Regions from separate parts of the Mus musculus genome. Here regions 1, 3 and 4 are each linked to region 2. A link is a loop called in an ENCODE intact Hi-C map of the cell type or tissue named here. Cell type or tissue: left cerebral cortex. All regions are shown on one strand.

Region 1 (2,500 bases), 1.4 Mb before region 2:
ACAGCCATAACAATTTGGGCTGCATAGCAGACGCTTTTAAGACTATGCAAGTATTTATTAAGAAGTGTGCTTTCTAAATCAACAAAGGAACTGAGTGGGACCTAAAGATTCCTCTCCAGGAAGGTACCTTTGTCTCAATGATAGCTGGGACATCGAGCCTCTATGTTCTGGAAGAGTCTCTGTGTCAGATGGCCGGCTTAATGGCCTTCCCATTTCCATCACTAACCATGTTGACAGCCTACCTTTTCCAACTGATATGCTGGCATTGTAATTTATCTTCAAAAAAATAAATCACATGTTATAGCCTTTCTATCATCTGGGTTAATCGAATCAGTTCCTTAAATGTCTTTAAGTCTAATGATTTGAAAGAGGCACATTGTTTGAAATATTAAAAAAAAAAAAATCAGGGCTCTTGGGTTGTATGCAGAATGATCTCAGAGCTCATTTCAAACCTAAGTGTCTCCTAATGGTCTCATCCATCTCCAGTGGGATGGGCCTGGCCACTTTATTTAAAATGTTTCCTGAAAACTCTAACGGACAAGCTTAACACAGAGTATATTTAGAGTGAAATACATTTTATTCATTAACAAGAGCTTTTATAAAGAGCTTTACCTATTTTTATCCAGAAATGTTTAATGAAGTATTTTGGACCTATTATGAAAATTCTATAAAACAAATGCACTTATTTAACATCAATATTAACTTTTTTATTGGCCATCTAAACACCCATTTAATTAGCTCTTCCTCCTAATGCCCAGAAGAGGCTGAGATTGGACCATTTATTAGCTATAAAAATTCTCTAGATATTAACTCCCTCGTTCCTTACTGTGGCCTCTGGTCACTGTATTCCATGGAAAGGATGATCTTCGGCTGCAGAACGTGGGTGACTAGCTGGTTATGACTTCAATACAGAGCACAATACTTTCCTTTTGAAAAGGGTCCTCCATGTTTGGGGGACTCCAGGAGATGATTTTAAAAGTGGGTTTTGTAATACCCATTTCTACTTCATATACACATGACAGTGAGTCATCAAGGTATACAGTTGAGCTTTGTGTTTTATCAGTAACCACCCTTTAAAAGAGGGAAGAAATGAAGATCCCAGCAGGCAATCTTTTCTGCCAGGCCTGAGGAAAATGGCATCAGCGCCCTCTGCAGCTGATGGTGTGTATGTGCAGGTGAATAAGAGTTTTAAGGTTCCTTGTGTTCTGTCTGATGCTAAGACGTCTTACTAGAATTTCATTTGAATTAATTTGCAGGAAAACATCATGGAGATTCAGAAACATTTTAGACAGAAGATGGTTTAGAAGGAAGACTTTCATTAAAATATCTTAAAAAATAAAATTTGCCATAGAGAATATACTTAGAACCTGCTCACATCGACTTTTAGAGACAGAGTTGTGTGAATCACAGATTAGCCACAACTACTACATCGATATCAGGATAGGAGATTTTTACATTTATATTGTGTTGGGGGAGGACTGTGAGCGCACACTCCATGTTGTGCGTGTGAAGGTCAGAAAGCAGCTTTCGAAAGTTGCTTTGGTTCTCTCCTCCCACCCTGTGGCTCTCAGTCGGGTGGTCAGGCTTGGCAGCAGGTACCTCTTACCTGCTGAGCCATCTCAGCCTCCCAGGTCTGGAGATATTAATAGATGTTTTCCAACCATTTAAGTGCTTGACATATAATTCAAATCACCCCCTCCCCACTTCATGTTCCTGAGTTTACATTTTTAAAATCCCTCACCTCGATACAGAGTTCTTAGCTCTTGTTGCTTTCTGTAGAGCTCTGTCATTCCTCTGCACACACTTCCTCCCAAGTGCTGGCTTTTTGTAGACATTCACCTCCAAGGATCCTTGGGGGGAATAAGGTGTTCTCATGGGAACATCAGTACTGTTGGGGATAAAGACCCATATTCGGAGCCACTGGAAAACAAAACCAAATGAACAGTCCTTGTCCTCCCTTGTATCCTGGGAGGGACCGCTGAAAAGAAAATGAGGGATACTAGATGTCTTTGTAGCAGTGGAGGAAAGTTAATTACTTCTCAACTATAAATGTGTGGAAGGCACAGGGCCAAAACAGGAGACATTCAAGGACAGGACGTGGGCATCCATTTTGGACACCCAGAAGCAAACAACAAGGTGCCTTGCTTCAGGCATGCATATGTCCCCCTTCAGGGGAACTGTGACTTCCTGTCTGCTGTTGATAAACCTGGAAATACTAGTTTATAAAGAGCATGCACACACACACACCTATGTGACATGTCCCTATCCTTGAATTTGTAGTGCGTTTGAATGACAGTAACTAAATATGAAAAGCCATTGGCTAGCCTCAGGAGAAATGCAGAATGGTTGTGGAAGACAATATCAGAAAAGACAAAAGTCCCTCAATTATTTCTGTAGGGCCTTCTGTGGGTCTCTTTGTACTTTCGATCACTATGGGAACAGATACAAACTCCAAAAGATAAACACAGGGTTTCCCAACATGAGGTCCAATAGAAAACTC
Region 2 (2,500 bases):
ATGAATGAATAAATGAATAGTTTTAACCTAACCAGGAACGTCGAGAGTTACTCCATCTGAAAGCTGTAGGTTTTTTTTTTTTTTTTTTTTTTTTTAAGAGAGATCCGTTTCTGCTATTAGGAAAACACACTGCACAGGGCCACCCCGTTTAAGCCTTCACCCCAGCCTGAATAAACAAAACAAAGCAGGGTTTTAAGGCTGGCGACCCACAGGTTGCCTGTTTTCAAAACAAATTAAAGAAGATTTGGTATGGTGGGTTCCAATCACAATAAAATAGTATGGGTGCAAAAGATTCCTCATTTCAAAAGTCTGCGGTCCCCCTGATTAATTGTATTCAAGCTTTAAAAGTATTGCAGTCAATCCTCCCCCCCCCACCCCCAATACATTCAAATAATTGAAAAAAAAAGTTTTCCTGTTTAACTGCCTGCAAATTTCTGAAAGTAAAACCAATAAAAACAAAAACTACTTTTGCAACTCTCCCCATAATATTTTAAGAATACAGTGCCTAGCCAGACAGCCTGGTTTAAAAAAAAAAATCTAAGCAAACAAATACTTCCCGACAAAGAGGTTGATTTGAAAAGAGGGTGATTTTTCTACCCTTCCCTCTAGAAGGGGGGAAAAAAACCTTCGCTCCACCCTGCTATTAAACAAAACACAATACCTTTTTCTGGGTGGTACTGCACAGAAGTTGATTCAGTTTTGACAATGTTGTTTAGCTATCATTTGCTATTTTGAATGAATGGAAGCAATCCCCGCTTTTACAACATTTGTTTCCTATTATGGAGAGGTGCAGCAGTTGAGGGCACGCATGTGAAAGTGGCTGTTTGATTCTCTTTTTCATCCCCCTGACCCTGCTTTTGTCCCTCCTCACCCTGGGAATGTCACGCCTGGATACTTCACTTTGAGCTGCTGGAGAAAGTGGCTTTGTTTCTCCCTTTTAGACATACACGAAATTGTTCTCTTTCCCCCGCTGTAAAAGATACTTCACATCGGGACTCGGTTCACAAGTGCAATGCAATTTGGCTTAGTCCAACCTTTGTTCTGCTTGTACAAATGAGCGAACAGTGCACACATTATACAGTTGATCCACTGCTGTCTTAACCCCAGAGTTAGGGGCTGGGAGAAAAAGCAAGCTAATCCCTTCAATACCAAGGTAGCTTTAGCAATATTCCGTCCAATAAAAATAATAGCTTGGAGTTCCGTCTTCGATTTCACACAGTGCAAAGCAAAACTTAAGGGGAGGGGGTTGTCCCCAAACGCAGCAGAAATTCTTCCAGGGATATTTGGCAAATGCTTTTTGGACACACACACACACTGTCAGGTTCGGTGAAGCTCAGATGAAATCTATGCAACTGTTTGTATAGACATTTGATTTGGAAACTAAGATTTTAAGCTGTGGGGTCTCTGAGCAAGCCACAAGCAAAGCGAACACCAAATGGTATTTAGCAAATTGATTCCAAATAGAGGACATTGTGTTGAGCGGGGTGGGGGGGGGGAGCGGTTTTCTCCCCCCACTAAAATTGCTTGCTCCCTGTAAAGAACCATTCTTAGGACTGGGGGTGGTGCAGTAGGAGGAGCGCCCAACTTTAGCTACTATTTGTTTTATGCTTGGGTTAAAGGGAAAACCAGACCTCTGGCACTCTACACCTTGGAGCAGTTACTGGGGATAACTGGGTAAGATGTCCAGGGCGTGGTCGCTCAACTCATTTCCCCTCCTGGCCCAAACAGGGAAGAGTGACACAGCCAGAGGTCTCAGTTTCCTGGTGGGAAAATTTTCTTTGTGGGCACTAAGGGATTGGAGGGACACCCCTTATCTGTTGGGATCTGAGTTTACTGTGGGAGTTGGGCGACTATTGGAGTCTAATCTTTGGAACCAGGGAGACTAAAGTAGTAAATGGAAGGAGCGGGATTGTCAAAGGTTTGACTTCCGCCTTCCTGTTCTGAGTTAAGGTTCTAAGCCCATGTGGCAGTCACCAATGGATGAAATGGTTCGCAAATTCCCTACCAGGCATCTTCCCTGCTACTGTGTAAAAGTGTGCCCCTATGATGACAGAGCCCTGAGGCCGCTGTCAGAGACGTTAGGTTGAAGATTGATACCAGCCACAGTTGGCGGTTGGCACAAGAGCGAACCGTGTGTTGTCAACTCAGTCTTCCTTCCTGAGGCAGGGTCGTCGGGCAGGTTCAAAATCCCACGGAAGTCGCTAGCGAAAAGCGAAGGTGGATGCTTCTTGTGTCTCGCGCGAGTCTCTGGGGCCCTAAAACCTGCAAGGAGTGCTTGCTGTCCGGTCCAAGAGACCCGACAAGCCAATAAGCCTGAGGTCCAGAACTGGAAAGCGAGGCAAAGTCGTGCGGGGAGAGGGTGGTGGTGAATGAGGTGTGTGTTGGGGGGTGGGGGTGGGGTTTACAGTTGCCCAGGACAAACAGCCTGCTACATTCAGCACGGTATTTTTTTTTTTTTTAATTGTCCACTGACAGGCTGAAGAAGTTTGTTTAGTACTGA
Region 3 (2,500 bases), 260 kb after region 2:
GGGAAAGACTATGATAAAAGCAGTGAGTTTTCTGTAACCCCACCTCAATACTCCAATCAAACATAAGATGGAAGAGCTTTGATTGGGGAGGAAAAAGGGAGTCTTTGAACATGGACGGGTGGGTGCTGTATGCAGTCACTTCACCTAGATTTAGCTCTCTGAATTACCAAGTCCCTGGATGGAAGCTACACAGTCACCATTAAGCTGAGTTCACAATGGCCCCTAAAGGAGCTGGGACTTCAAAGGTGGCTCAATGGGTGTTTTCCGTTCTTCATTATACCCGATACAAGAGTAACCTGCACTAAACAATCCACTCTGCCTAATTAAACGGAATCTCTTCCTCTCTATTAAATATTTAGAAGTGCCAGCTGGGCATAAACATGTCACCGGAGAAGGTGGGAGGGGATACCCTCTTGATACTGGTCAATAACTGACTTAACCTCCTTTAAGCAAAGCTGTGGTCTGAATAGCACCAGGGCACATAAATTATTCTAATTACTTTACTATCAGTAAAAACTGTTTAGAGGTAAAGAGTGTTTATTCTCCACAATTATGCTCACAAGAACCATCAGGATATACAATCTGGAGGTGTGGGTCTTTGCTCCAGATACCAGCAGATAGCTTGTGGTATTTTCTTTTTCAATTATCCATGTCTCTAAAAGCTATGACAGTATTTTCTACCATGGTCCTATCCAGATTAGATAGCAAGGTTTTGTTTTGTTTTTAAAATATTTTTATCATAGTTCTTAGTATTTTTAAAAAGACACTTCATGTCTTCTTTGAAGACGGAATTTCTCTTAATGTGCTTCGAGTTTGTGTGGTTTTGTTTTGCGGTTAAAGCAAGAAAGGTGTGCAAATTGTTTGCTCCTTTTTGAAACTGGTGGAGGAATTACAAAGTTCTTTCGGCTCATCAAAGTAGTTTGGCTTGCATGCAAGGCTCACTGACAAACCTCCTAACCTTTTTTAAAAACATATGGTTTTTATTTGTAACAATATTTGTGACATAAGGTTTGTTCGTTATACAACCAGAAAAAAATTGTAGAAACCAGTGTTTGATGGCGATTATGAGTTGAGACGCTTTGTTGGAGCGCCCTCTTGTGACCAGGCTTCACCAATGCAACTTCTGTCCTAAAAAACATTTTTTTTAATGATTATTTATTTATTCATTCATTTTCGGAACAGCATTGATCTATGGGTATAGACATAAATATTTAGAGGAGACTTTGACATCGCATCTATTTTTCAAACAGTAAATATGTTCTCCACTTAGACTTCTGACATCCCCAGCCACAGGCTTTTCTTGAGCAGGTTTACAGTGACAGGCATGGATCTCCTTTGAAGAGAGCCTCAAATCCAATCAGAAAGCAGTTGGTTACCCCCGTAACGACCAAGCCATTGGGCACCTCCTAACTCCAAAAGCACTGAAAAGTGTATTTCACTGAAGTAAAGAAATAAGTGAGAGTTTTTAAATGTATGTGAACGCTTAAAATGTACATACAGAATTTCCACAGAGCAGAAAGTGCTTTGAAAAGAGACAGTTTGCACCCAACCCCAAGTGCCCATCAGGAAGTCACAAGGGAAACGCCGCTTATGCCCTGACTCAACACCTCTGTCAGATGCCAGTGGTGGGATTCAGATAGAGCCTAGACGACAACGACGATGAAAACGGCGGCGGCGGCAGCGGTGGCAGCGGCGGTGTGAAGGCTGAACACGGTCCCCATCACTGCCTGAGGCCCCCCAGCATGCTGTAAAGACATGTTTCCGTTGGTTAAGTCCTTAGTGGTTGCTGTCCTTGGGTGAAATGTGGTTTTTCTTTGAGACCCTCCCTCTTATACTTGGACATGAGAATTTCAGCAAAAGAAAAGACATTAAAGGAGTTAGTTATGCTAACTATGTAAAATACAGTGTTAAACATAATGTTAACTATGTAAAATGTAATGTTAACTATGTAAAATGTAATGTTAACTATGTAAAACATAATATTCTAAGTAAAGTCTTCTGAAAGCATTTTTATGCTTCAATGTTCACTAAAAATAAAGTTATTTGGGGAAGATTGTTGCATTTTACCAGGAAACCTGGGCTGAGAAATTAATATATTTTGAGGGCTGGAGAGATAGCTCAATGGTTAAGAGCACCAACTGCTCTTCCAGAGGACCTGGGTTCAATTCCTGGCACCCACATGGTGGCTCAAAACTGTCTGTAACTCGCACTCTCACACAGATGTACATGCAGGCAAAACACCAATGCACATGATATAAATTTTTAAAAAATGCTTTTAAAGAAATAAATACAATTTGAAATCACTGTGGTTATCATTCATAGAACTTTCTCTTTGAGATGAGAAAATGAGCATGCACTTATTACATATCTTTAATTTTATACAGTTTAAATTACTAATTTCGGCATTTAAAGTGTAACAGAGTTTCTTATTCATATAAGAAATTAAAAGCTCAATAATAATATTAAAAAGGAATTGATGAATGAAGACTATTTTCTTGAG
Region 4 (2,500 bases), 57 kb before region 2:
CATTTGCAAGAACAACTGTGAAAGCTACTTGGTGCTTGTTGTGCAATTACCACTGAAGAGAGTTTGGGGTATCTCATTAAAAGGTGTCCCAGATGTTTGTGCCCTTGTGGCTTGTGTTGATCTGTTCTTTTCCAGTCCTAATTATCAATCAAAAATGAGCGAATCAGCCACCCACTCTGTGAAAGGCCTGTTTATGCATATGATCAGGACCCTAGCTAAGAGACATCGGAGGTATCTGACCAGTTCTGCTTGCCCACATGGATTAGGGAAGAAGGATGGCTCTCTATACTTTTCACTAACATGCATGTTGGAGGCTCTACGTGTAATGTGTTAGTTGTACTTGGGAACATGTAAGTAAGAAGGCAGAAACATTTGAACACTTCTAGAACAACTATCCACCTGTCTGTACCCCTTTGTCGTTTGGTACAGTATGTTTTATTTGAAGATTTCTGTGTGAATAGCATTTCAGGGTTAGGGGTGACTTCTCTAAATGCTGAGTTAGGAGAAAAACAATGCCCTAGAACTCTGATTACAGTATTTTAGCATGTTCACTGCCCTTTCAGTTGCCACTGGTCTATTCTTTTTTTTTTAAGATTTATTTATTCATTTATTTATTTATTTATTATATGTAAGTACACTGTAGCTGTCCTCAGACACTCCAGAAGAGGGAGTCAGATCTTGTTATGGATGGTTGTGAGCCACCATGTGGTTGTTAGGATTTGAACTCCTGACCTTCAGAAGAGCAGTCGGGTGCTCTTACCCACTGAGCCATCTCACCAGCCCGCCACTAGTCTATTCTTAACAGGGCTACAAACCACCCAGTGGGCACTTAGTGAGGCCAGGATGTCCTAAGAATATGCGTCACAACAAGCTACTACTTGCCTCTGCTGCCTGCTGGTCCAAGCTCGTGCGCTGGCCTGCATTCTGAAAGCAAGCCTTGCAGGATCAGACTGGCACAGCACCATAGCCAAAGATGCTCGTGACTCTCTTCACAGATGTTCCCTGTGCTTCTGGAAACAGTGGACCATCCACCAGGGATTCTCTAAACTGGGAATTCAAATGGCTTTGAGTAATCTGGAAGGCAAACGGAGGAAGACAGCAGCAAGACAGATAGACTCATTTGTGGAAGAATTGAATACTTCCGTTCATCACCACTTTCAGTACTTCTGTTCATCAGCATGTAATGTTGCAAGTGGGTGGGGAGGGAGCCTTTGTTTCCATGGTAACAGCAGGAAATACTCCTGTTTAAAGGGAGTGTAACTGAAAATGGTGTGTGTGTGGGGGGGGGGGAGGGGGTGTGGGTGTGTGTTGAGAAGAGAGCTATTAAACATCCTTTATCAAAGACGGACAAGCATGGTCATTATGTTGATTTAAGTCTGGTTGTGTGTATATGATTCTATTATATACATACATGGTAAGTATATAGGTGAATATAGATAGTTCTTTCATAGAAGGCCTATTTCCAGTTATCTAGGACAGTTAAAATTTTTTTCTTTAATGTATATTGCCTAAAATTTAAAAACCACCATTTCTGACATTAGGAAGACAGTTCTAGAGAAATCTTGTTGCACAAGCAAATTCTTAGCAGGTGCTAGGTGGCTACTTTGTCTTGAGGATGCGTGAAGCAGGCTGCATTTCTGCAGGAGGGATGCTCAGAGTGGGTCATTTTCAGCATGTGGAAGTGTTTACAGGTATTTGATCTCAGCCCAGCTGAGAGAGAAAAACCTCCCCTTGGAACTGGTGAGAACCTTGTGAGTCCCACAAAAGGTTTCTGTCTCCCAGGAAAGCACTTCTGGGAGGAAGATGCTCGAGCCACACCCAGCTTGTGTCTCCCTTGAACTGTCTGGGGAACTTTAGAAATGGGCACAAGAAGCCTTAAGTTTAGACTAGGGGCTCAGAAGGAAATGCAATTAATTGGTAAAATGCTTGCACCCAAATGTACCAACTTGAGTTTGAATCCCCAGACCCCACATTAAAAACAAACAAACAAACAAACAAACACCTATTGATGTGGCAGTATGTGTAATTCCACTGCCAGGGAGGGAGAGACTCACACACATGCTCGCTCTCTTGCTCTCTCTCTCTTACACACACACACACACACACACACACACACACACACACACACACAAACAAACAAGCAAACACCTATTGATGTGGCAGTATGTGTAATTCCACTGCCAGGGAGGAAGAGACTCACACACATGCTCTCTCTCTCTCTCTCTCTCTCTCTCTCTCTCTCTCTCTCTCTCTTATACACACACACACACACACACACACACACACACACACACACACACACACACGCATGTGTGCTCACGCATTCACAAAAGATTTAGCTCTTTGACCCAGTTGTCACTACTTCTGGGAGTTCACTGTGAAGACATTATCTTAAACACCTAAAACGTATTTGTTGATGAAGTATTAGTTGTAACATTAGTACTAGCCTGAGTTACACTAAATGAAACATCATGTATCTGGAGCTTTTCCTCATACAGCC

Evidence for each region. A loop is a pair of places that touch in the nucleus more often than their neighbours do. Peaks named below come from ENCODE experiments on the same cell type or tissue, not always from the same donor. Only the 100,000 strongest peaks of a DNase experiment are listed, where the experiment ranks them.
Region 1: a loop joins it to region 2, with 5 times the contacts of the local background. A loop is called at or near these places in 3 of 42 quality-filtered maps.
Region 3: it touches region 2 in a loop (4-fold over the local background); 6 of 42 quality-filtered maps call a loop at or near these places.
Region 4: a loop joins it to region 2, with 2.5 times the contacts of the local background. A loop is called at or near these places in 2 of 42 quality-filtered maps.

The regions. Positions count from the first base shown.
Region 1 is chr9:71,209,720-71,212,219 of GRCm38, reverse strand. It overlaps Gm3458 (predicted gene 3458), which reads left to right. Exons shown (of 4, transcript NR_110518.1): 4 at 1-307. Among named protein-coding and RNA genes, the nearest start is that of Gm3458, 4.4 kb to the left of the region's middle. In left cerebral cortex, a CTCF peak has its summit at 1,155 (motif pointing left); a DNase peak (open chromatin) is centred at 1,141.
Region 2 is chr9:69,764,895-69,767,394 of GRCm38, reverse strand. All of the region lies in intron 1 of B230323A14Rik (RIKEN cDNA B230323A14 gene), which reads right to left. Among named protein-coding and RNA genes, the nearest start is that of Gm31530, 1.3 kb to the left of the region's middle. In left cerebral cortex, no CTCF peak of the experiment used is centred here; a DNase peak (open chromatin) is centred at 1,072.
Region 3 is chr9:69,504,364-69,506,863 of GRCm38, reverse strand. No RefSeq gene overlaps it. Among named protein-coding and RNA genes, the nearest start is that of Mir3109, 49 kb to the right of the region's middle. In left cerebral cortex, a CTCF peak has its summit at 1,101 (motif pointing left); a DNase peak (open chromatin) is centred at 1,185; H3K4me3 peaks cover 287 bases.
Region 4 is chr9:69,822,093-69,824,592 of GRCm38, reverse strand. It overlaps B230323A14Rik (RIKEN cDNA B230323A14 gene), which reads right to left. Exons shown (of 5, transcript NR_040765.1): 4 at 883-1,074. Among named protein-coding and RNA genes, the nearest start is that of Gm51684, 14 kb to the right of the region's middle. In left cerebral cortex, no CTCF peak of the experiment used is centred here; a DNase peak (open chromatin) is centred at 1,016.